2 separate regions of the Homo sapiens genome follow, and region 2 is linked to region 1. A link is a loop called in an ENCODE intact Hi-C map of the cell type or tissue named here. Cell type or tissue: pancreas. All regions are shown on one strand. Links, peaks and the distances in the headings refer to the core of each region. The heading gives the core; the rest is flanking DNA. Region 1 overlaps FHAD1 (forkhead associated phosphopeptide binding domain 1). Region 2 overlaps TMEM51-AS1 (TMEM51 antisense RNA 1).

The links. Hi-C counts contacts between places; a loop is a spot of excess contacts. Peaks named below come from ENCODE experiments on the same cell type or tissue, not always from the same donor. Only the 100,000 strongest peaks of a DNase experiment are listed, where the experiment ranks them.
Region 2: a loop joins it to region 1, with 2.5 times the contacts of the local background. A loop is called at or near these places in 92 of 110 quality-filtered maps.

What each region holds. Positions count from the first base shown.
Region 1 is chr1:15,268,168-15,280,043 of GRCh38, forward strand. FHAD1 (forkhead associated phosphopeptide binding domain 1) reads left to right here. Exons shown (of 34, transcript NM_001391957.1): 3 at 4,156-4,362. Among named protein-coding and RNA genes, the nearest start is that of FHAD1, 27 kb to the left of the region's middle. In pancreas, for the core only: a CTCF peak has its summit at 4,572 (motif pointing left); a DNase peak (open chromatin) is centred at 4,464.
Region 2 is chr1:15,137,688-15,149,563 of GRCh38, forward strand. The region is part of intron 1 of TMEM51-AS1 (TMEM51 antisense RNA 1); the gene reads right to left. Among named protein-coding and RNA genes, the nearest start is that of TMEM51-AS1, 8.8 kb to the right of the region's middle. In pancreas, for the core only: CTCF peaks have their summits at 4,475 and 4,759; a DNase peak (open chromatin) is centred at 4,334; H3K27ac peaks cover 2,490 bases.

The DNA.
Region 1 (11,876 bases), core at 3,383-5,882:
CCAGAGTGTGATGTTCCCCTTCCTGTGTCCATGTGTTCTCATTGTTCAATTCCCACCTATGAGTGAGAATATACGGTGTTTGGTTTTTTGTTCTTGCAATAGTTTAGTGAGAATGATGATTTCCAATTTCATCCATGTCCCTACAAAGGACATGAACTCATCATTTTTTATGGCTGCATAGTATTCAATGGTGTATATGTGCCACATTTTCTTAATCCAGTCTATCATTGTTGGACATTTGGGTTGGTTCCAAGTCTTTGCTATTGTGAATAGTGCTGCAATAAACATACGTGTGCATGTGTCTTTATAGCAGCGCGATTTATAGTCCTTTGGGTATATACCCAGTAATGGGATGGCTGGGTCAAATGGTATTTCTAGTTCTAGATCCCTGAGGAATCGCCACACTGACTTCCACAATGGTTGAACTAGTTTACAGTCCCACCAACAGTGTAAAAGTGTTCCTATTTCTCCACAACCTCTCCAGCACCTGTTGTTTCCTGACTTTTTAATGATTGCCATTCTAACTGGTGTGAGATGGTATCTCATTGTGGTTTTGATTTGCATTTCTCTGATAGCCAGTGATGGTGAGCATTTTTTCATGTGTTTTTTGGCTGCATAAATGTCTTCTTTTGAGAAGTGTCTGTTCATGTCCTTTGCCCACTTTTTGATGGGGTTGTTTGTTTTTTTCTTGTAAATTTGTTTGAGTTCATTGTAGATTCTGGATATTAGCCCTTTGTCAGATGAGTAGGTTGTGAAAATTTTCTCCCATTTTGTAGGTTGCCTGTTCACTCTATATTTATTATAGAATATAAATATTCCATAATAAATATATCCATGGGATCAGCTGTGATGGCCTCTCTTTCATGTCTGATATCAATAATTTGTGTCTTCTCTCTTTTTTTCTTGGTTACCTACTAGAGGTTTGTCAGTTCTATTGATCTTTCCAAAGAACCAACTTTTGTTTTCTTTGATTCTCTCTATTGTCTTCAATTTCATTCATTTCTGATCTAATATTTCTTTCAGTTCTTCTGTCTATGTTAGGCTTATACTGCTCTTCTTCCTCTAGTCTCCTAAGGTAGAAACTTTGATTATTGATTTCAGATCTTTCTTCTTTTCTTATGTGTGCATTCAAGGCTATAAATTTCCCTGTAAGCACTGCTTTCACTGCTTCCCACAAATTTTAAGTGGTATTTTCATTTTCATTTAGTTAAGATAATTTTTAATTTCTCCTGAGATTTCTTCCTTCACCGTGTGTTATTTAGAAATGTGTTGTTTAATCTCCAAATGTTTTGGGATTTTCCACCTATCTTTCTGTTACTGATTTCAAGTTTACTTCCATTGTGGTCTGAGAGCATATTCTACATGATTTCTATTCCTTTAAATTCATTGAGGTGTGTTTTATGGCTCAGAATGTGGTATAGCTTAGTGAGTGTTCCATGTCAGCCCAAGAAGAACGTGCACCTTGTTGTTGTTGGGTTAAGTGTTCTATAAATATCAATTAGATCTTGTTGATTGACGGTGTTGTTCAGTTTAACTATGCCTTTACTAATTTTCTGCCTGCTGGCTCTGCTAATTACTGACAGAGGGTTGTGGAAGTTTCAGCTGTCATATTGGGCTTATCTGTTTTTCTTTGCAGTTCTGTCAGCTTTTGCCTTGTGTATTTTGGCACTCTGTTGTTAGGTGCATGCACATCAAGCATTGTTATGTCTTCTTGGAGAATTACCCCTTTACCATTATTTATGGCTCTCTTTTTTTTTTTTTTTTTTGAGTTTCACTCATGTCACCCAGGCTGGAGTGCAATGGCATGGTCTCAGCTCACTGCAACCTCCACCTACTGGGTTCAAGTGATTCTCCTTCCACAGCCTACTGAGTAGCTGGGATTACAAGTGTGCACCACTACACCCAGCTAATTTTTGTATTTTTAGTAGAGATGGGTTTTCACCATGTTGGCCAGGCTGGTCTCAAACTCCTGACCTCAGGGGATCTGCCCGCCCTGGCCTCCCAAAGTGCTGGGATTACAGGCATGAGCCACCACACCTGGCCTAATGCTTCTCTTTATCCCCAGTTTTTCTTGTTCTGAAACTGCCTTGGCCGCAGTTAGTATAGCTACTTCAGCTTTCTTTTTTATTTTAATATTTTGGGTGGCAAAGTGTTTGGTGGAAACTTGGAAAGTGGCTAATAGCACAGACATTTGAATCAGGCGAACCTGAGTACAAGCCAGGTGACTTGTCAAGCGGGGTGACTTTGGGTAAATTCATTCTGTGTCTCAGTTTCCCTATCTACCAAATGGGAAACTATCTCTAGATTGTTGTGAAGATGAAATAGGGCAATGCAATAAAGCACTAAGCAATCTCCTGGCTTGTAATGTGTAAGTAATATGTTTTATTGTTACTCTAGTATACATATTAATATATTCTATTATTAATATAAGCTCTAGGTTGTTATATGATGGAACTTTAGTTGTCTACATGCAAGTACTTTTATATAAAAGCTGGACAGGGCACCCTGAGAAGATAAACTTAGAAAATAGTTGCAAAGTCTCAAGCTGGCATGGATGTCTGGTTGACAGTGCCCTTAAAAGATGAAGACTTTGGCCGGGCACGGTGGCTCACGCCTGTAATCCCAGCACTTTAGGAGGCTGGGGCGTGCGGATCATGAGGTCAGGAGTTTGAGACCAGCCTAGCCAGTATGGTGAAACCCCGTCTCTCATGCCTGTGATCCCAGCATTTTGGGAGGCCGAGGTGGGTGGACCACGAGGTCAGGAGATGGAGACCATCCTGGCTAACATGGTGAAACCCCGCCTCTACTAAAAATACAGAAAATTAGCCAGGCGTGGTGGCAGGCGCCTGTAGTCCCAGCTACTTGGGAGGCTGAGGCAGGAGAATGGCGTGAACCCGGGAGGCAGAGCTTGCAGTGAGCTAAGATCGCACCACTGCACTCCAGCCTGGGCAACAGAGCGAGACTCCATCTCGGAAAAAAAAAAAAAAAAAAAAAAATTAGCTGGGCGTGGTAGCACATGCCTGTAGTCCCAGCTACTCGGGAGGCTGAGGCAGAAGAATTCCTTGAACCCAGGAGGTGGAGGCTGCAGTGAGCCGAGATCGTGCCACCACACTCCAGCCTGGGTGACGGAGCGAGACTCTGTCTCAAAAATAAAAGACGAAGACTTCAGTGTGCCCTGCAGCTCACAGTCAGAACATTTCCCTTCATCCCTCCAGGGCCCTGCAACCAGGGGAACATGCAGTCACCTCCTTTGTGCTGAGCTTCACTCAGTCCTCTTATTAAAGTGAAATTACAGAGGAGCTTCTGTCCCTTGCCATCAGTTTGCAGACACACTGGCTGGGGCCCCTTTCCTTTGGGGAAACATGGTCACACCAAGCCCCCTTTTGAAAAGCGGGCCATCTGTGGTTAGGCAAATCCTGAATAGCTTTTAAAAAGCAATGGAAATAACTAATCGCATGGGAAATATTTATTGTACATCAAGGTTTTTCAAAGGTAGTTATAAAACTATGTATGTAGGGTGTGATTAATTTTGTTTAAAAAAATTTAAAAGGACGTAAGCATAGAAAAAAAACGTGGAAGGATGTGAACCTCAATGTTAACCATGGCTGCCACTGGTGAGGGTGGGATTATAAGTAACGGTAATGGCTTCTTTAGTACTTTTCTCTATTTCTTGTTTGGGCCATTTTTGCCTCCTGTCCTGGTACTGAGTACCACCATAAATACCCATGTGGAGTCAGGGAAAAAGAAAATGGCCAATTCCTTGACGATTTTCGGTTTTGGTAAAATAAAAAATAAAAATAAAAACAAAAACAAAAAGAAAAGAAAATGGCCAATTCCCTGGTCCCATATTTGTCCAATATGACTCTCCCAAGATCCCTTTGCCTTTGTGTTGCCTGATTTCCCCACTCAACAACTTAGGTACCTGTCCCCAGGTCTGGTGTCAGACAGAGCACATATCCCAAGCTCCTTCACACACTAGCTGTGTGGCCTTGGGCAAGTCGCTTAACCTCTCTGATCCTCAGCCTCCTCCTTTTAAAATGAGGATTGTCGTGATGATCTGGCGGCGGCAAAACAGGTAAGGCACTCAGCTCAAAACATTAGGGGCCGTGTCATTTTTGTTTTCATGGCTACGACTGTCCTCCTTCTCCGTTGCAGTCTCCTGACATCGACAACCACCATGCACTCATTGAATATAACGAGGCGGAGTGCAGCTTTGTTCTCCAGGACTTCAATTCCCGCAACGGCACGTTTGTCAACGAGTGCCACATTCAAAACGTGGCTGTGAAGCTCATCCCTGGAGACATCCTGAGATTTGGGTCTGCAGGGCTGACCTATGAACTGGTCATTGAAAATCCACCTCCGGTGAGTCCGGGCCACTGGGGGATAGAGGGGCCATGTCGCCTTCGTGCAGCCCGGCGCTCGGATGCAGCTGCAGGGTGGCGCTTATCCACATTGGTGCCACTGTGATCGCACGCTGCACACAGGCAGCAGAGACAGAGTGGACCCTGTGGAGTTCTGAGTCATTCTGGCGGGTCCCAGGAAGGAGAGAATCTTAGCACCCTCTTCTGGGCATTTCTTGGAGTTGCATCTTGGCTCACATAGAACCAGTTTTCCAAAAATGTGCAACTTCCTGAGAGGAGGCGGAAAACAAGGTGTGCTTTTGAAAATGCAGAGGTGGATTTCATTTTTAGGTAGATGAGCACGCTGCTCCTTCCTAGCTCTGTGACCTGGGCCAGACTTCTTCATATGCCCAGGTCTCTGCCTTCTTGACGGCACATGGCATCAAGAGAATGTCTGTAGAGCCTGAAACTCAGTGTCCAAGTAGACGCTCTTAACACATAAGCGCCTGAAAAGCCAAATCTGTGAAGTCCGAGCCAGTGTTTCCCTAAACATGTCTGATTATCAGAATTTGAGGGGGACTGTTCAGTAAAATTACAGGTTCCCGGGGCCCCTCCATGGGAGATTCTAATTTTGTGACTTGCCAGTGGGGGAGGAGGAGGATGCACAATATCTCTATTTCTTTTTTTTCATACAAAGGTATTTATTGAAGTATTATTTGTAGTGGCATAACATTTGAAACCTAAATGCCCATCAAAAGGGGCATTGTTTAATAAAATATAAGGGGTTCATTCTTATGTGGATAACTATGCTGCTTTTTTTTAAAATGCAGCTTTATTGAGGTATAGTTGACATACAGTAAAACTGTACATGTCCAAAGTACATCATTTGCTAGGTTTGGGAACATGGATATACCTGTGAAGCCATTGCCACAACCAAGACATTAAGTGCACCCGTCACACTACAGGGTTCCTCATGACCTTAGCATTTCTTTGCTTCCTTGCTTTGAACAGCTTTATAGAAGTATAATTTATGCAGCATAAACCCTGCCCATTTTAAGCGTACAATTCAACACATTTCAGTATATTTACAGAGGGGTGCAGCCATCACCACAAGCCACTTTCAGAACATTGCCATCACCATGTACATCCTAGAAAGAAACCTGTGAGATACTTGACTTTTTGTGTTGGTTTGTGCAATTTTTTATGTTTTAAACTGTGGTAAAATACATATAACATGAAATTCACCGTATTCACCGTTTCTAAGGAACAGTTCAGTGTTGAGTGCATTCACATTGTGGCGCTGCTGTCACACCGTCGATCCACAGAACTCTTTTCATTTTGCAAAACTGAAACTCTGCCCCTATTAAACAAGAGCACACTGTCTCCCTGTTGCCCTCTCACCCTAGCCTCTAACGACCACCGTTCTACTTCCTGTCTCTGTGAATCTGACTACTCTGGGTACCTTGTATAAGCGAAATCATACGATATTTGTCCTTTTGTGTCTAGCTGGTTTCACTCAGCACCAAGTCCTCAAGGTTCATCCATGTTGTAGCATGCGTCAGACTGTCCTTCCTTTTGAAAGCTGAAGAATGCTCCCTTGTATGAGAGACCACATTTTGCTTATCCGTTCTTCCATGGGTAGACACGTGGGCTCCTTCCGCCTTTTGCCTATTGCAAATGATGCAGCTGTGAACCTAAGTGTACAAATTTGGGGAGGGGTATTTTGTTTTAATCACATAAGTGTGTCACCCAGTGGTAAAGATGTCCAACCTTCACTTCTGAAGGAGCAAAAGAATGTATTATAAAAGATTCTGTTTTGGCCAGGCATGGTGGCTCACACCTGTAATCCCAGCACTTTGGGAGGCCGAGCCGGGCAGATTGCCTGAGCTCAGGAGTTTGCGACCAGCCTGGGCAACACGGTGAAACCCCGTCTCTACTGAAATACAAAAAAAAAATTAGCTGGGCATGGTGGCGGGCGCCTGTAGTCCCAGCTACTCTGGAGGCTGAGGCAGGAGAATTGCTTGGACCCAGGAGGTGGAGGTTGCCGTGAGCCGAGATCATGCCACTGCACTCCAGCCTGGGTGACAGAGCAAGACTCCGCCTCAAAAAAAAAAAAAGATTCTGTTTTGTATAATAGTTTATATTTTGTTAGTGAATGAGAACGGTAGAGTTATTATAATGGAATAATGAGGAGGAGCAGGAGGGACACTGTGCTAAGGCATTTACCTGCTTTCCCTTATTTAATGCAACAGCCTAGGGCATGGGCTCTCTCATGATCCCCATTTTGCAGACAAGGAATCTGAAACTCAGAGAGGTTAAGTAATTTGCCCAGGACCACACAGCTAGTCACTGTGAATTAAACTCTGTCTCCACTTGCAGGTAACAATTGGGAGAAAACCATTGGGTCAGCTGCTAGGTGCAGCAGTATCATCAACTGGTTTTCAAAGACAACAAAGCACACTTTTTTTTTTTTGAGACGGAGTCTCACTCTGTCGCCCAGGCTGGAGTACAGTGGCCCGAGCTCGGCTCGCTGCAAGCTCAGCCTCCCGGGTTCACGCCATTCTCCTGCCTCAGCCTCCCGAGTAGCTGGGACTACAGGTGCCCACCACCATGCCTGGCTAATTTTTTGTATTTTTAGTAGAGATGGGGTTTCACCGTGTTAGCCAGGATGGTCTCGATCTCCTGACCTCGTGATCCGCCCGTCTCAGCCTCCCAAAGTGCTGGGATTACAGGCGTGAGCCACCGCGCCTGGCCAACAAAGCACACTTTTACAGTCACTTGGCTGTACATGAATTTTAAAAATTCTTATTTCTACATGCAGTTGCCTCCTGCTTTATTAGCTAAGGGACTTTTGGCAGCCAGACATCTGCCCCCTGGCCCATGCCCAGAGTACCTCACAGCAGCCCGAGCGTTTCCAGGGGGCAAGCCGAGCCTCTGTCCCTGCCAGGTTTTCCTCAGAAGACCCCCTGTCCGCCTCCACCCCATCCTCACAAAACTGCTCTCGGCTCCCTTTCAGAGCATTCCTAGATCAAGAGACATTCGTGCAGGCTTCCTCTTAGTGACAAAGGGTCCTTTGCAGGCCTGAGTGAGGGCAGCCATGTGGACTGAGTTTCTCTTTCTGATGGCTTCCCTTTCTATTTGCCTGATGACCTCGACCTGTGAGCTATAAAAAAGAAAAAAGGAGGTAGTGAAGAGCGTCTCTCATCAAATCTCATCTCATTTTGGGGTCCAGTTTTTCTAAGAAATGTGTAGCTGTCTTGATTCCAGCATGCTCTTGTCTCTTATTGATTCTTTGAGTCCCTAGAGAGGGGGCTGTGTCTTCCCCGCGGTAGAGTTTTCAAGGATTGTTTCCTTTGGAAGAGGACTGTCCTAATATTGTAAGGCTTAGCTGTTCTTTTCCCAAGAAAGAGTTCCCAAACAGAAAAATTTATTTCAGGCTTTGTGGTGACCATAACCAACAGAGAGGGACGTGACAGCCATTTCAATAGGAAATGGGAGGTGGAGGCAGAAGTTAGAGACCCAAATGTGTTTGTAGACATCACAGTGGCTAGCGTGGGTGTCCTGAAGTTCAAGTGAGTCTGCCCCACACAGTTCTGCCCTGCTCTTGACCAGCTGTGGGATCATGCACAAGTTGCTTCACCTCTCAAAGCCTCAGTTCCCATTTCTGTAAAATTGGAATCCTAATAGTTCCTCATGTGGGGTTACTGTAGTAGTAAACGGGTCATTGTTTGCAAATTGCTTAGCCCAGTATCTGGTGCCTATGATAGCAGGAAGGTAAGAGGAGCACGCTAGCAGCCACCTGCCTCCACTGTGAGCCTTCCCATGGACAGAAAACCTCCCAAGACCTCCCAACTACCAGGTGGATGCCTTTGCAAATAACTTACCCATGGAGTGACATACAAGGTAGAAAAACAGAAAGAAACTCTTGGTTTACAAAGTACATTGGCACCCACGATATGCTTAAGAGTACACGTTATATATCATAGCTTTTTTGCCAAAGTATAGCCTAGGGGCCGGGCGTGGTGACTCATGCCTGTAATCCCAGCACTTTGGGAGGCCAAGGCAGGAGGATCGCTTGAGGCCAGGAGTTCAAGACCAGCCTGGCCAACATAGTGAAACCCCATGTCTACCCAAAACACAAAAAATTAGCCAGGCGTGGTGGCACATACCTATAGTCCCAGCTAGTCAGGAGGCTGAGGCACAAGAATTGCTTGAACCCGGGAGGCAGAGGTTGCAATGAGCGAAGATCATGCCACAGCCTGGGCAACAGAGTGAGACTCTCTCAAAAAAAAAAAAAGTATAGCCTAGGGCCACCACCTTGCACAACTCCAGTCACCATTCACAGTAGAGTCCACAAAGATGGCACCCCCTGGAGTTGTGCGAGGCATAACCTACAGGGCCATTTGCGATGCCCTGAAGCAACTGTTGAGTAGTAACACTGACTCCCTGCCTAAGTGTCAGGCGTGTGAAATCCAAGTCACAAAGTCAGATGTGCTTGCCGCGTTGTTTCTGCCATTATGATGTTTGCTTGTTGGTTTCTTTAGTGCTTTATGATTTCCAGGAAAGGAGCTGTGAGTGAGGGTTGTCCTGTGAACACTAGTGCTGTTCTTATAAAGCAGCTAGGTAAGGAAACCTACGTTGGCCTGTTCTGCCCTGCTCCCATTCCAGCCAGAGCTTCCCACATGACTTCTGGATGCAGTCCTTCGACCCTCTTGCAACCTCATGACATCCTGCCCAACATAAAGAGTGCCCATATGCCTGGCTACTCACTGCCTTAAAGGGGAAGCTCTTTGGGAGTGCAGTGAAGAACACAAAGGCTTTGGAGTACGATAGACTGAAGTTCAAACTCCAATGGCAATCTAGCCTTTCTGAGCCTCAGTTTCCAACTTTTGCCGGGCAGGAACACATTAACCACAGGCTCCCTTTCCCCCTTCAGAATTTGCATACAGGCCTTTGGGACCATCCCATCACTGTATAAACTGAAGCCCAAAGAGGTTCTGCAGTGTTCCCAAGATTGTGTAATCAGTTATGGCCAGAACCAGGATTAAGTCTCCTGAGTCCCGGTCTGGGAGTCTTTCCCAACAGCCCAGAGCACCTCGGTCACCTGAGAGCTCAGGCAAGTTCCTCACTGCAGTGCTGCCAGCCTGCCACTTCACATGCTCATGGGGGATGATATATCGTGTGGGTAGAAATGAAAGCCACCGATGATAGAAGAAAATGCAGTTTCAGATAGGGGCTTCCTCATTCGCCTCCACTATCTTTTCACCAGGGATGCTGCTGAAGTTCCTGGACAAACTCAGTTCCCCCCTTGCAGTTTCTTTTTTGATGGTGATGATAATGTCTGGCGGCTAATGTTTAATGAGCATTTACTATACGTACCAGGAAGTGTCCTAAGTACTTAATATATATGATCTCATTTAGTTCTCGCAAAGTAAGAAGTATCTGTTGTCATCTCCATTTTACAGGTGAGGCACAAAACGTAACACATTTTTCGGGGTTATAGATGGTAGGAGGCAGAGGAGGTAGATTAACCAATTCTGCTTAATTCTAAATCCCATGTTCTTAACCAGAGGTCGGCAGACTACATCCCATGGGCCAAATTCAGACCATCTCCTGTTTTTATAAATAAAGTTTTATTGTAACACCTCCATGCCCACCAGTGTTTTTCTGCTCCAATGGCAGAGTTGAGTAGACAGAGATCATATGGCACACAAAGCCAAAAATATTTACTCTCTGGCTCTCTTAGCAAAAGTTTACCAACCTCCACTCATAACACTATGCTATTCTGCCTCTTTCATTTACCCAGTGTCTGAAAGAAGGGCTAAAAAGGAGGATAGGAGATTCTGGGGATAGGAGAAAGAATGAATGCCCCCACTATCTGCTAGGAACTGCGCTGGTTAATAGTTTACTTAGTTAACTGAGGAATAGGAAAAAGGGAAAATACGCTTTGAACAGTCTTCATTACCTCTTTTTTTTTTTTTTTTGAGACGGAGTCTCACTCTGTTGCTTAGGCTGGAGTGCAGTGGCACGATCTCAGTTCACAGCAACCTCTGCCTCCTGGGTTCAAGCAATTCTCATGCCTCAGCCTCCCAAGTAGCTGGAATTACAGGTGTGTGCCACCATGCCCAGCTAATTTTTGTATTTTTAGTAGAGACGCAGTTTCACCATGCTGGCCAGGCTGGTCTGGAACTCCTGACCTCAGGTGATCTGCCCACCTTGGCCTCCCAAAGTGCTGGGATTACCCGCCTTCATTACCTCTTTAAAACAGAACTTGGAGATATGTGGTTCTAAATATACACATACATGTATATGCATTTGCATATATAGTAATATAATCATATTGATACATCTGATAAATATGCTTGACATTAATGTATAATATACACAAGAGATGAATATTTATAAATTTTACCTGTTTCTTCAACTGGAAGTTTTTTTTTAAAACTTTGGAATGTTTTCCCTGGGATAACTTTTGAAACAGAAATTTGAGGTTTATAGTCCAGAGGCTGCTGTAGCTAGAGAACTGTTTATTTGTTCCAAATTTCTCCACCTAATGTTTTACTACCTGTGGTTGGTTCCTTGGTCTTAAGTCACTTCTTCTCTGGGGCCACTGCTTTACTCTTACAAGTTTAAAGGTAAATTTGGTGCATGATTATAGCCTGGTGGGTTTTACTCAAACAAGTCAGAACTCGCATTAACACCTTTCATTCTAAGTACATAGTGATATTTGTGCTCAAGTGTCAATAAGCATATTTTCCAGGAAATTTTACTGTTTGCAAGTGTCAGAAACCCAACTCAGACTAGCCTAAGCAAAAGAAGGAGAAGAAGAAGTAGCTGAAGTTATTTTTCATGTAACTGAAAAGGCCAGAAGCATCAGCTTCAGGCCTGGCTAGATCCAGGTGCTCAAGGGATGCTCAGGAATCTGTCTGTTAGGGTTACCTCTCTCGGCTTTGGAGCCCCCCCTCCCTCTTTCTCTGTACCGGGAGTTTCTTCCTTCTGTCTTCTTCCTTCTTTCTTGCCTATTAAACTTTCCGATCCTTAAAACTCAAAAAAAAAAAAAAAAAAAAGGAATCTCTTTCATCTTTGTGAGCTTCACAGTCTCAAGCAGATTCTTGCCCCACCTGTAATGAGGTGGCCACTGGCAACCCCAGCACCTTCCAAACTCAGCAGCTCTAGGAAAAGAGCAAGCGTCTTCATTGGCTTCGTTTGGATCACATGACTATCCCCGAACCAATCAGTGAGGCCAGAGACATGGAATGCTCTGACTGGCCAGGCCTGGGGCATACTCCCTCCCCTGGAGTGGAGGGGATGAGCCCCATTGTGGGAGGGAGGGGTGTCTCCCCCACACCCATGCAGGAGATGGATGCAATGTAGGGAGGAAAAACAAAAAAAAAGCCCATGGCAAGAAAGCATTCCTCCTACCTAAGCTGAGCCTCCGTAATGAGATTCCGTGCTAGGAGCTTGGGGTAAGAAAATGATGAATAATCCATTCTCTATCAGGGAAGTTCCAGGCAGGTCTCCAAGGAAGTAGCGTGG
Region 2 (11,876 bases), core at 3,449-5,948, 130 kb before region 1:
CTGTAATTCCAGCTACTCAGAAGGCTGAGGCAGAAGAATCGCTTGAACCTGGAAGGCAGAGGTTGCAGTGAGCCGAGATTGCGCCATTACAGTCTAGCCTGGGCAACAAGAGCAAAACTCCATCTCAAAAAAAAAAAAAAATTGATCAAGCCAGCCTCCTGAGAATTTTGCACCTCACTGAACATAAATTATGCATCAAGAAAAAGAAGAAACAAAAAATAAGAAAAAGGCCTAGAACCAGAGGGTGGTTCCAGTGCACAGAGGTTCTCAGCCACCCGTCATCAGGGAATTTCCACGAGACTGGGTGGCGGCTCCCACCTCCCCTGGCAGCCCACAAGGTCATTAACTCAGCACGTCTGGCCGTGGCTTCCTCCTCCTGAGCGACTGGGGCCCCAGCAGCCAGGAGGACACAGGGCAGAGCTGCTTGGGCTCCCCACTCATCTTCTACCTCTCCCCATCTTCCCACCCCCTTCCTGAGAGCCAAGGCCTCTAAGTAGCCTCCTCCTTCATCCTTTGCCCATCTCCTCCCACAGTTCATAATCCAAGGAGGGATGGAGAGGAAATCTCAGCCTGGTGCTCTCCTCTTGGCCTTTACGCCTCTCTGGGTGAATCCCACAGAGCCTCCATGGTTGGTTCTCCAGCATCTGCAGAGACAGCGGAGAGTCTAGTTCAACTACCAGGACTGTGTCCTTGCCATTCAAACCACAGGTCTGCTGAGACCAACAACCCAATCCCTCACTCAAGAGCAGCAACCTCACCACTCCAACCTCTCCCTGACTCAGAACAGTCTCGCTTACGTTAGGAGCTTTTCTCCAATAACAACAATAAAAGCTTCCATCTATCTGTCTGTCTATCTATCTATCTACCTACCTACCTACCTACCTATTTATTTATTTGACATAGAGTCTTGTTCTGTCGCCGAGGCTGGAGTGCAGTGGCGTGATCTTGGCTCACTGCAACCTCTGTCTCCCGGGTTCAAATGATTCTCCTGCCTCAGCCTCCCAAGTGACTGGGATTACAGGTGCCCACCACCACGCCCAGCTAATTTTTGTATTTTTAGTAGAGACAAATAGCTGGGATTACAGGCACCCGCCACCACGCCCGGCTAATTTTTGTATTTTTGGTAGAGACAGGGTTCACCATGTTGGCCAGCTGGTCTCGAACTCCTGACTTCAACTGATTCACCCACCTCGGCCTCCCAAAGTGCTGGGATTACAGGCGTGAGCCACTCTGCCCAGCCGAAAGCTTCTTTTTAGAGAGCAACTTTTCATGAGCCAAGCATTGCTTTCTACATTTCACAGACGTCTACTTGGTCAGGACTATTACTAACCCATTTTACAGATGAGGAAGTTGAGGCTCCAAAAGGTTAACTAACTCACCCAAGGGCCCATGGTCAGCAACCAGCAGAGCTGGGATGTGAACCCAGGCAGCTGAGCCACAGGACCGTGCACTTCAGCACCAAGCTGGGCTACCTCATATATGCAGGACTCAAAATCTAAGTACCAGCACTATCGGTGGTGACCAGTATTAGCTAAAAGGTGATATAAGGTGAAATAAACAGTGACGCTTCTAACAGGACAATATCATAATCCCAATTAGTGCAAATTTTTAAACTTTGAATTACATTGAATTAAAAAAAAAAAAATTCTGGCTGGGCACTGTGGCTCATGCCTGTAATCCCAGCACTTTGGGAGGCCGAGGTGGGTGGATCACCTGAGCTCAGGAGTTCGAGACCAGCCTGGCCAATATGATGGAACCTTGTCTCTACTAAAAATATAAAAATTAGCTGGGTGTGGTGGTACATGCCTGTAATCCCAGCTACTTGGGAAGCTGAGGCAGGAGAATTGCTTGAATCCAGGAGGCAAAGGTTGCAGTGAGCCGAGGTTGTACCACTGCACTCCAACCTAGGTGACAGAAAGACTCCATCTCAAAAAAAAAAAAAAAAAAAAAAACAAAAAAAAAAAAAACCAAAACCAAAACCAAAACAAAACAAAACAAAAAACCATTCTCCTTTCTGGTCAAATAAAGGGTCAGTAGGTCAATAGCGCCATCCAAATCAGTCCCAGGTGCAAGTGTCCAACAATATCACCCATAAGAGAACCTGAAAACATCAGAGTGTGTCAGTCTGTGCCTGGGGCTGCACTGACTCAGCCACTGATCCCAGCCCCGCAGACTGCACAGGGCCTGGAATACCAGCCTCCAAGCAAAGCCCGCTGGCGCACAGAGGTCTGGCCAGACAGATGGCTTATCAGGTGTTCCTGCCTACCAGGGGTGACAAAGGAATGCCTTCCTGCCGAGTACAAAGCGACAGCCGCTGTCAGGGGGCCCACTAACAAGTTCATCTGTTGCTATCAGGGCCCTCTGATGTGGGACGGCCCAAGGGCCAGCTGGGCCAGGCTCTGCAGGTTGCTGAGCAGCAGAAAATCCAGGCTGGCCCTCAAGGCTCTGAATTCTAATTGGATTTTCCGAGAAATGGCTTTGTCCAGGTTGCAGGGAGGACTGCCGATTTACAAACTGACGGCCGCCAGCCTCTCCCCCGACCCTGTAACTAGATTTTCCAAGGCTGTGACTCAGCCTCTGGTCTTGTCCTTCCATTTTGAACCCTGCCCTTCTCCGGGGAGCTGATCTATCTGCTCCGGCTGGCTGGACTCTCCTGCTGGGGTTGAGGGAGGGCTGTCAAGGGTCAGGCTATTTCACAGTGTCAGTAACTGGAACCCTATCCACCCCAATCAGCTGGGGATGAGTGAGCCACCCTCAGAGGTAGACTTTAGGAAAAGCTCGACCAGCAGCCTTTCACTGTCACCTAGGTAAGGATTCCCACCGGTCCCTGCCCTGTGGAGATGCACAGGGACCTGGAGTGTGGGAAGCAAGAAGGGGGGCTGTGAAACAAAGCCACGCCTTTGTGGCAAGTGAGTGGTGAAGAGGATAGGCTCCAGGTTCAAGTACCAGCTCTGCCCCCTCACTAGCTGTCAACTTCGGGCCAACAGCGAATCTCCCTGAGCCCCATTTCCTCTTTGACGTGGAAATGGGACAGAATGGGTGTAAGTGCTTAGTGCAGTGTCTGGCGTGGGAAGAAAGACGATGAGGGTGATATATTTGAATTCATCAATGCGTTTTTCATTCCCAGTTTTCTCTATTGCCCCAACATCCTAAAATTCAGGCAGCTGTTAGCTTACTGCCTCCAGGAAGGGGTGAACAGCAGGAAAAGGGAAACAGAGAGTCCTGGTTTTTGATTTTCAACAGTCGAGAAGAGGAGGAGAAACAGAAAGGACTGGTGTAGGTAGACGATAGAACAGATGTGGCACTGCGGGGAAGGGGACACAGACGCCGGACCGGCAAGGCTTCAGCCTCTTGAGATCAAATAAAAGTTCCCATAGCAGGAGGATGAGGTCTGAAAGCAAGCAAGGCAAACCGAGAACGAGGTCCCTGGGCCGTGTCCCACGGTGACCCATTCCTGTGTGGAGCCCGGGGTGGGCATAGGAGGCAGCAAGACCCTAGATGGAAGGGCCATCCCTCGGCAGGTGGGTCTGAGATAGCACGGCAAAGTTTTTCTGTACCCCAGCAAGGAGCAGGAGGAGAAAAATGATCCCCAGCGACCCCAAAATGGGACAGAAGTGAGGAAGAGTGAGGGCTGCCACCTCGAGCTTCCATGTTGCCAGGTAGGTTTTGTAAAAGAGTGAATCCAGGCCGGGTGTGATGGCTCACGCCTGTAATCCCAGTACTTTGGGAGGCCGAGCCTGGCGGATCACAAGGTCAGGAGTTCGAGACAAGCCTGACCAACATGGTGAAACCCCATCTCTACTAATAATACAAAAATTAGCTGGGTGTGATGGCGCGTGCCTGTAGTCCCAGCTACTCAGGAGGCTTCAGCAGGAGAATCGCTGAACCTGGGAAACAGTGGTTGCAGTGAGCCGAGATCGTGCCACTGCACTCCAGCCTGGGCGACAGAGTGAGACTCCATCTCAAAACATAACAAAAAAAGAGTGAATCCAGCCAAATGAAGGGGTCAGAAATGGTGGGGACCGTGATGAACCCACAAGGAGGCAAGCCCAGGTTCAAGGGGCAGCTGCCACACAGTGAGGTCCAGCCGATTGCTGCCCCAGGGGACGTGTGCAAAGAGGACTAGCCCAGATATCTACACTCGTATGTGAAAATGCCCCATTTCAAATATTGGCAAGTAGTGATTTAAAATACTCTATGGGCCGAACAAAACACACGAGGACTGCATTTGAACTGCAGGACACCAGGTAGTGGCTTGTCTTCCTGCCAGGTTTCCGTCGAGCACAGCATGGTGTTGGGTTTGGGGTGAAGGACAGCTTGGCAGGGGCTTACACAGACCGAAGGCTGACAGCCAGCCTGGGAACAGGGACCAGGTGTCCCCCTGGGGGGGCCTTTGGCACTGCATAAGGCCCTCGGAACTTAGATGCCATTCCAGCCAAAGGAGGAGGGGAATATTTCCGCCACCTGGCAGAATGGAGGCTTGTAAGATAAATTAGACTGAGTCATGGAAAACTAGTTCTATTTCCTGCCAGCTTGATTTGTGGTCTGAGTCTCAAACGTCCTCTGGTAATTTGGGGAATTTAACTTTTTCAACACTGCACATGCTTTTGATAATTTTTTGCCCATCTCCCTATGTATGATTTATTATGTGGGTTAAAAGTCTTTATTTTAAAGTAATTACAGATGCAAAGGAAACTGAAAAAGTTATATAGGGAGATCTTCTGTGCCCTTCACCCAGCCTCCCCCAGTGGTAACATCTTGTATAGCTATAGTGCAATATCACAGCCAGGAAACTGACATTGGTATAATCCACAGAGCTTATTCTATAACATTGGTTTCATGCTTCACCTATATTCACGTGTGTGTGATGCTATGCGGTTTTATCATTTCTGCAGATCACATTCCTGTGTGTGTGTGAGATTCTATACAGTTTTATCATTTGTGTAGGTTTGTGTAACCAGCATCACAATCAAAACACAGAACTGGGCCAGGTGTGGTGGCTCACGCCTGTAATCCCAGCATTTTGGGAGACCAAGGTGGGAGGACCACTTGAGTTCAGGAATTCAAGACCAGCCTGGCCAACATGGCAAAACCCTGTCTCTACTAAAAATACAAAAATTAGCTGGGCATGGTGGCAGGCGCCTGTAATCCCAGCTACTCGGGAGGCTGAGGCATGAGAATCACTTGAATCCGGGAGGCAGAGGTTGCAGTGAGCCGAGATTGCACCACTGCACTCCAGCCTGGGGGATAGAGCAGGACTCTGTCCCCATCTGCCCAAAAAAACAACACAAAACTAAGGAGAGAATATGGAGAATATGGAGAAAAGGGAACCCTCATACACTGTTGGTAGGAATGTAAATTAGTATAGCCACAATGGAGAACAGTTTGCAGGTTCCTCAAAAAACTAAAATTAGAGCTACCACATGATCCAGCAATTCCACTCCTAGGTATATACACAAAAGAAAGGAAATCAGTAGATTAAAGAGATATCCGCACTCCCTTGTTTTTTGAGGCACTATTCACAATAGCCAAGATTTAGAATCAACCTAAGTGTCCATCAACAGATTAATGGATAAAGAAAATGTGGTACATATACACAATGGAGTACTACTCAGCCATAAAAGAGGATGAGATCCTGGCCTTTGCCTGTTTTTGGATGGAACTGGAAGTCATTATGTTAAGTGAAATAAGTGAGGCACAGAAAGACAAACTTCACCTGTTCTCACTCATTTGTGGGAGCTAAAAATTAAAACAATTGAACTCATAGAGACAGAGAGCAGAATGATGGTTACCAGAGACTGGGCTGGGTAATGGGGAGTGAAGGGGAAGTGGGGTGGGTAATGGGTACAAAAATATAGTTAGAATGATTAAGATGAATGAATGAATAAGATCTAGTATTTGATAGCACAACAGGGTGACTACAGTCAACAATAATTTATAGTACATTTTAAAATAACTAAAAGATTAGAATTAGAATGTTCATAACACAAAGAAATGATACATGCTTGAGGTGGAGACCCCATTTACCATGTGATTATTACACATTGTATGCATGTATCAACATATCTCATGTACCCCATAAATATATACACCTATTATATAACCATAAAATTAAAAATAAGACATTTTCAAAAAATATAGAACTGTTCCATCAACATGAGCTTCCTCAGGTGACCCCACTGTGGCCACCTTCATCCCCAACCCCTGGCAATGTTCTTCATCTATATAATTTATTCCAAGAATATTACATAAATGGAATCATAGAGTATATAACCTTTTGAGATTGGTGTTTTTTTACTTAGCATAATTCCCTTCAAATCCATCCAGGTTGTTGCGTATGTCAATGATTTGGGGGTTTTGTTTTGTTTTATTTTTTGAGACAGAGTCTTCCTCTGTTGCCCAGGCTGGAGTGGAGCGTCACGATCTCGGCTTACTGCAACCTCCACCTCCCAGGCTCAAGTGATTCTCAAGCCTCAGCCTCTCAAGAAGCTGGGATTACAGGTGTGCACCACCACTCCCAGCTAATTTTTTTGTATTTTTAGTAGAGATGGGGTTTTGCCATGTTGGCCAGGCTGGTCTTGAACTCCTGACCTCAAGTCATCCACCCCATCCTCCATCTCCCCAAACGTTGGGATTACAGGCATGAGCCACCCTGCCCGGCTGATTTGGGTTTTTTTTTTCCTGTGTAGTATTCCATGGTATAGATGCACTACAGTTTAACCATTTACCATTGAAAGACATTTGGTTTGTTCCCAGTTTTTGGCTATTACGAATCTTTATGATTTATAAAATTAATTTAGAAAATGTCAGCTAGTGGCTGTTGTTTTCTGAGTTTGAATGGGGTGCAATATTTCCTGTGACCCCTCAGTCATGGAAGTTCTTAGACTTTTTCATTTGAACCCTGCAGAAGCCCTGGGTGTGGGGGAGGCGGAGCGGAGATAGAGTTCTTCAGTCAACCCATCTGTATAGAGTACTTCCTATGTGCCCTGTGCTATTCTAGGTATTGGGGGTACTGCAGTGAACAAAACAAATGAAAATCCCTCTCCTCATTTATTATTCCCCAATATACGTATAGGGAAACTGAAGCTCAGAAAAGCTATATGATTTGCTCAAAATCACGCAAGACGGAAGTGATGGAACTAGAGCTTGAACCTAGGTCTTCTGACCTCGAGGCCACCGATTTTCTGACTAAATTTTGCTCTCTATCCTCCTAGACATCAATTCCAGAGCAAAAGCCATATGCCGGGGATCCTGTGTTCAATGTTTTAAGCAATAGTTCTTTTGTTTGGTTGGTTGGTTTTTATTTTTTACACAGGGTGTCACTCTGTCACCCAGGCTGGAGTGCAGCGGCGCCATCTCAGCTCACTACAGCCTCGACCTCCCGACTTCAAGCCATCCTCTCACCTCAGTTTTCCAAGTAGCTGAGACTACAGGCACCTGCTACCACACCCGGCTAGTTTTTGTTATTTTTTGTAGAGACTAGGTTTCACCATGCCCACGCTGGTCTTCAACCCCTGGCCTCAAGTGATCTGCCTGCCTCAGCCCCCTAAAGTGCTGGGATTACAGGCGTGAGCCACTGCACCCAGCTAAGCAACCATTATTAATTGGGGCTGATTCCTCTGCCACCAGGGGAAACAGTTGGCAATGTCTGGAGACATTTTGATTGTCACAGCTGGGGAAAGGGGTGCTACTGGCATCTGGAGAGTAGAGCCAGGGAAGCTGTTTGGCATCCTGCAATGCACCAGTCTCCCACGACAAAGAATTCCCAGCCCAAATGTCAATAGTGCCAAAACTGCAACACTCTAATCTAAAGATCTCAAAGAGTCACAACAAAGACAACTGCTACCCAGACAACATTGTGTAATACTGAACTTCCACCCAAGTACACACAATGACAGGTAGGGTAAGAGCAGGTACACTGTTGGTTGAGGGCTTATGGTCGTTATGAAGTAGGTACAAAGAACCATCCACTCTGCTGTGTCAATACTGGGAGGCTTTTCTGCAGAGGAGGGGATTGGGACAGTTTGGATGGTAGGAAGGAGAGACTGGTGGGCTGCTCACAAGAGGATGCAGAAAGGGCAGGAGGAATATTGTGACCTCCACTCTATGACTCTGCCACATCTGTTTCTCCTAAAGAACCCTGGTAACCTCCTCCTTTGTGTAGAAATGAGCAAGAAAGCAGAGCAAGACATGCAAAGCCCTTTGAGGAACAGCAGGGAAACCAGAAGGACCTTCAGTCACATCCTAGAGGTGCAAGAAACACAACTTCCACTCTCAAAATTAGATTGAATTTCTATTTCAAGTCCCCATTTGGCTGGTAGAAAGACATCTAGCCATAATTAATCAGGGCCTCCCTACCTCTTGCCCTGGGTTGCGTCTAGATTTGTTTTTGGGGTAGAGGAGGCTCAGAAAGTGCCAAGGCCTGGGCAGAGGTCAGTGTCTGGTGTCCCCTGACATCTGCTATGTTGGCCTCACTTCCATCTTCCTGATGGCAGATGCAGCTGCCTAGGCCTCCTGGAAGTCTCTGTGCCTGGCCTCTTTCTCCTCCTCTCAGCTTCTTCCTCCCTCCTCTGGGGCACACGGGAGATGTTGGCAGAGCTTGGTAAACCTCTGCAAGGCTGCGTCACCCCTCTGCCAATTACTCCCTCCCCCACTGCATCTGTGCCTTGGGAGGGGAGGAGCAGGCACTCTCCTGAGCTTGCCTGAAAGCCACACTTATGAAGCTAGTGTGGGACTGCCGCTTGGGCACCACCCACCTCCCTAGCCCCACATCATCATGGCTCATCCACTCTCCTTAGATCCTCTGTCCAGACCCCTGGCCCAGGGCACTTGACCTCATCTTGGTCATGGGGAAATGACTTTTGCATCGTGCTCAGTCTTCAGGATGTCTTGTTAATGCCACAAATTTTATTCCTAGAAGCCTCTGGGACTTCTACTTTTGAAACTCAAAGCCCAGGCTCTTGTAATGCCAAAGTATTGGTTCTTGAAACTCAAAAGCATCTCTGCTTTTCTGCTGGATGAGGCTTCCCCTAAAGGAAGAAGAGCCACTGTCTGGAAAGAACAAAAGGGAGGAAAAAAAACTTTCATCAAGTGAAATATTATCACACTACAGCAGCAAGGCGGAGTACGCGGGCAACCAGGACCGTGGCAGGTGTGGAAGATACTGTCATTGCTTCTCCCTTTGGGCCCCTCTGTCCCCAGGTTTATGACCCATTCTCCAAACCTGGATCAAGAAGTCCCATCTGAAGGGTGTCACAAGCAACCAGTTCTATGAGAGCCAGGGTAGAGAAGCTGCAAGAACACAGCCTCCAGGCAGCCTGGGTCCATGCCCAGACCCCAGCTTTGCCAGCTCGGTGTTCATGGTCAGGTCATTTAACCTCTCTGTTTCAGTTTCCCCATCTGTGAAAAGGGGAAATATAGTACCTTCCTCATGTGGTGACGAGCCTGATCAAATGCAGCAGGCCTTGTACAGTGTGTAGCAGACTGCCTGGCCCTGGTCAGCACTGTATGACGGTTGGCTGCTATTATTGTTGTCATTGGCTTATCCAAGGGGTGAGTGGATTTCCTTGGAATCCCATCACACAGGGCCCTTGAGCAGTTAGTTAACTAGCAGAAGGTCAGGGCACCCATGCCTGGCCTCTGGCATTACTCCTCAGCTGCTTGTCGAAGCTTCAAAGGGACTCTCTTAGTGTCCTTTTATTTCAAGAAACAGAAACTCATCAGGAAAGGAAATTCCTGGGAAAAACAGAACAGGAGGGCCAGCAGTAATCCAGGCCTCCTGGATTACACATTAAGAGTAAGTGGGGACTGGCGCGGTGGCTCACACCAGTGATCCTAGCACTTTGGGAGGCCAAGGCAGGTAGATCACTTAGGCCCAGGATTTTGAGACCAGCCTAGGTAACGTAGCAAGAACCCCATCTCTACAAAAAAAAAAATTAAAAATTAGCCAGGTGTGGTGGTGCATGCCTGTAGTCCCAGCTACTCAGGAGGCTGAGATGGAAGAATCACTTGAGCCCAGCAAGTGGAGGCTTGCTTCTTTCTCCTGCTCCCTCTGCAGTTGGCTTTCCTGCTTCAGTGTGTGCCAGTCCAACATGGCAGCTTCCCTGGGCTCGAGGTTACCTGCTGCAGGGACCTGCTGGGGTCTTCTGACAGCCATTGGCATTGTTTCTGTTGTCAAAGCCTCCATTTGGTTCAGGTGTCTTCACCAACCCCCAGGTGACTCCAGGTGAATCCTGAGAGCCTATGCCCATTTTGAGCGTCCTTGCCAGTGACAGGCATATGACCCAGTTCCGGCAAAGGAGGTATCAAGGAAGTTTACTGGGAGCTTCTGGGAAAGGTTTCGTCGCTGATGAAAAAGAGACCCACGGGAAGATGAGAGAGCATGGAGCCCAAGGGATGACGAGTAATGAGGCTGAGCTTGTGAGAAGGGCCCACCCCCTTAGGAAGTCCCACATGTCCTTGCAGAGAAGGCTGGACTGCATGAGGGGACAACGGGGACCCACTGAATTGCTGACTTTACAATACAGAGAATGGATTAAAGGGGGAGGGTTTGGGAGCAGGACACCAGTTAGGAAGCAGCCAGATGAACTGCAATCATGCTGAGGCTTAGAGGGAAGTTTCTACAAGCTGGAGCACAAGAGGAGATGGGGTGATAGGGAGGTAGAATTGCTAGCTGGCTGTTCTCAGGGGTCTCAAGAACTTGTACCCCAATGCGACGATGTCCTCAGAAGCTTCATTCTGGGCTGTCTACACAGGTCCAGTTACACTGGTAACTCAGATAGAAACACATTTCCAGAATCAACATTTTTCAGCAAACGGGACAAAACTGTTTTATTTAAACTAATGGTCCAACTATCCAATTTTGCTTTGCGCTACGTGAGCACAATTTGTCTGCCACACAGACCTGATTCAGCCTTCAGTGGGGCTGGGCCAGTATATCACCAGTGAAACCTACACGCAAGACACATCCCTTCCCGGTGACTAATGTGCACCGTTTCAGGAAAAGGCCAGGTTGAAAGTGCACATACGTGATTTACTGCTGACTTTGGCAAGAGTCATACAGCAGAGACACTGCTCAGCTCCTCACAGGTTTAGAAATAAGCCCACATTAAGAGTAAGTGGGGGCTGGGCGCGGTGGCTGACACCTGTGATCCTAGCACTTTGGGAGGCCAAGGCAGGTGGATCACTTAAGCCCAGGATTTTGAGACCAGCCTGGGTAACGTAGCAAGACCCCCATCTCTACAAAAAAATTTAAAATTTAAAACTTAGCCAGGTGTGGTGGTGCATGCCTGTAGTCCCAGCTACTCAGGAGGCTGAGATGGAAGAATCACTCGAGTCCAGGAAGTGGAGGCTGCAGTAAGCAGAGATTATGCCATTGCACCACAGCCTGGGTGACAGAGAAAGATCCTGTCTGAAAAAAAAAGTCAGTGGGAAGAGAGAGTGACCTGCTCAGAACCAAGCAAGGGTAAAGAATGACAGATGGCAGAGAACAGAGCAAGCAAGGGAGGATACAGGGACAGATAATAGGAGGATATGCTCCTGGTGGACAATACAGGTGGTTTCCAGCCAACTTTATTATTAACACATTCTCACTAAAAAATAAAATTACCTCCCCAACACACACACACCCCCCCTCAGTTTCTAAGGGTAACCTGTTTGGTTTGATTCCTCCCATAGTCTTTCTGTACATAATCAAATATATGTATGTGTGTCTACATCTTTTTAAAAAGTCATTTGTGAGCCAGGCATGGTGGCTCATGCCTGTAATCCCAGCACTTTGGGAGGCTGAGGCGGGTAGATCACTTGAGGTCAGGAGTTCAAGACCAGCCTGGCCAACATTGTGAAACCCCATCTCTACTAAAAATACAAAAAATTAG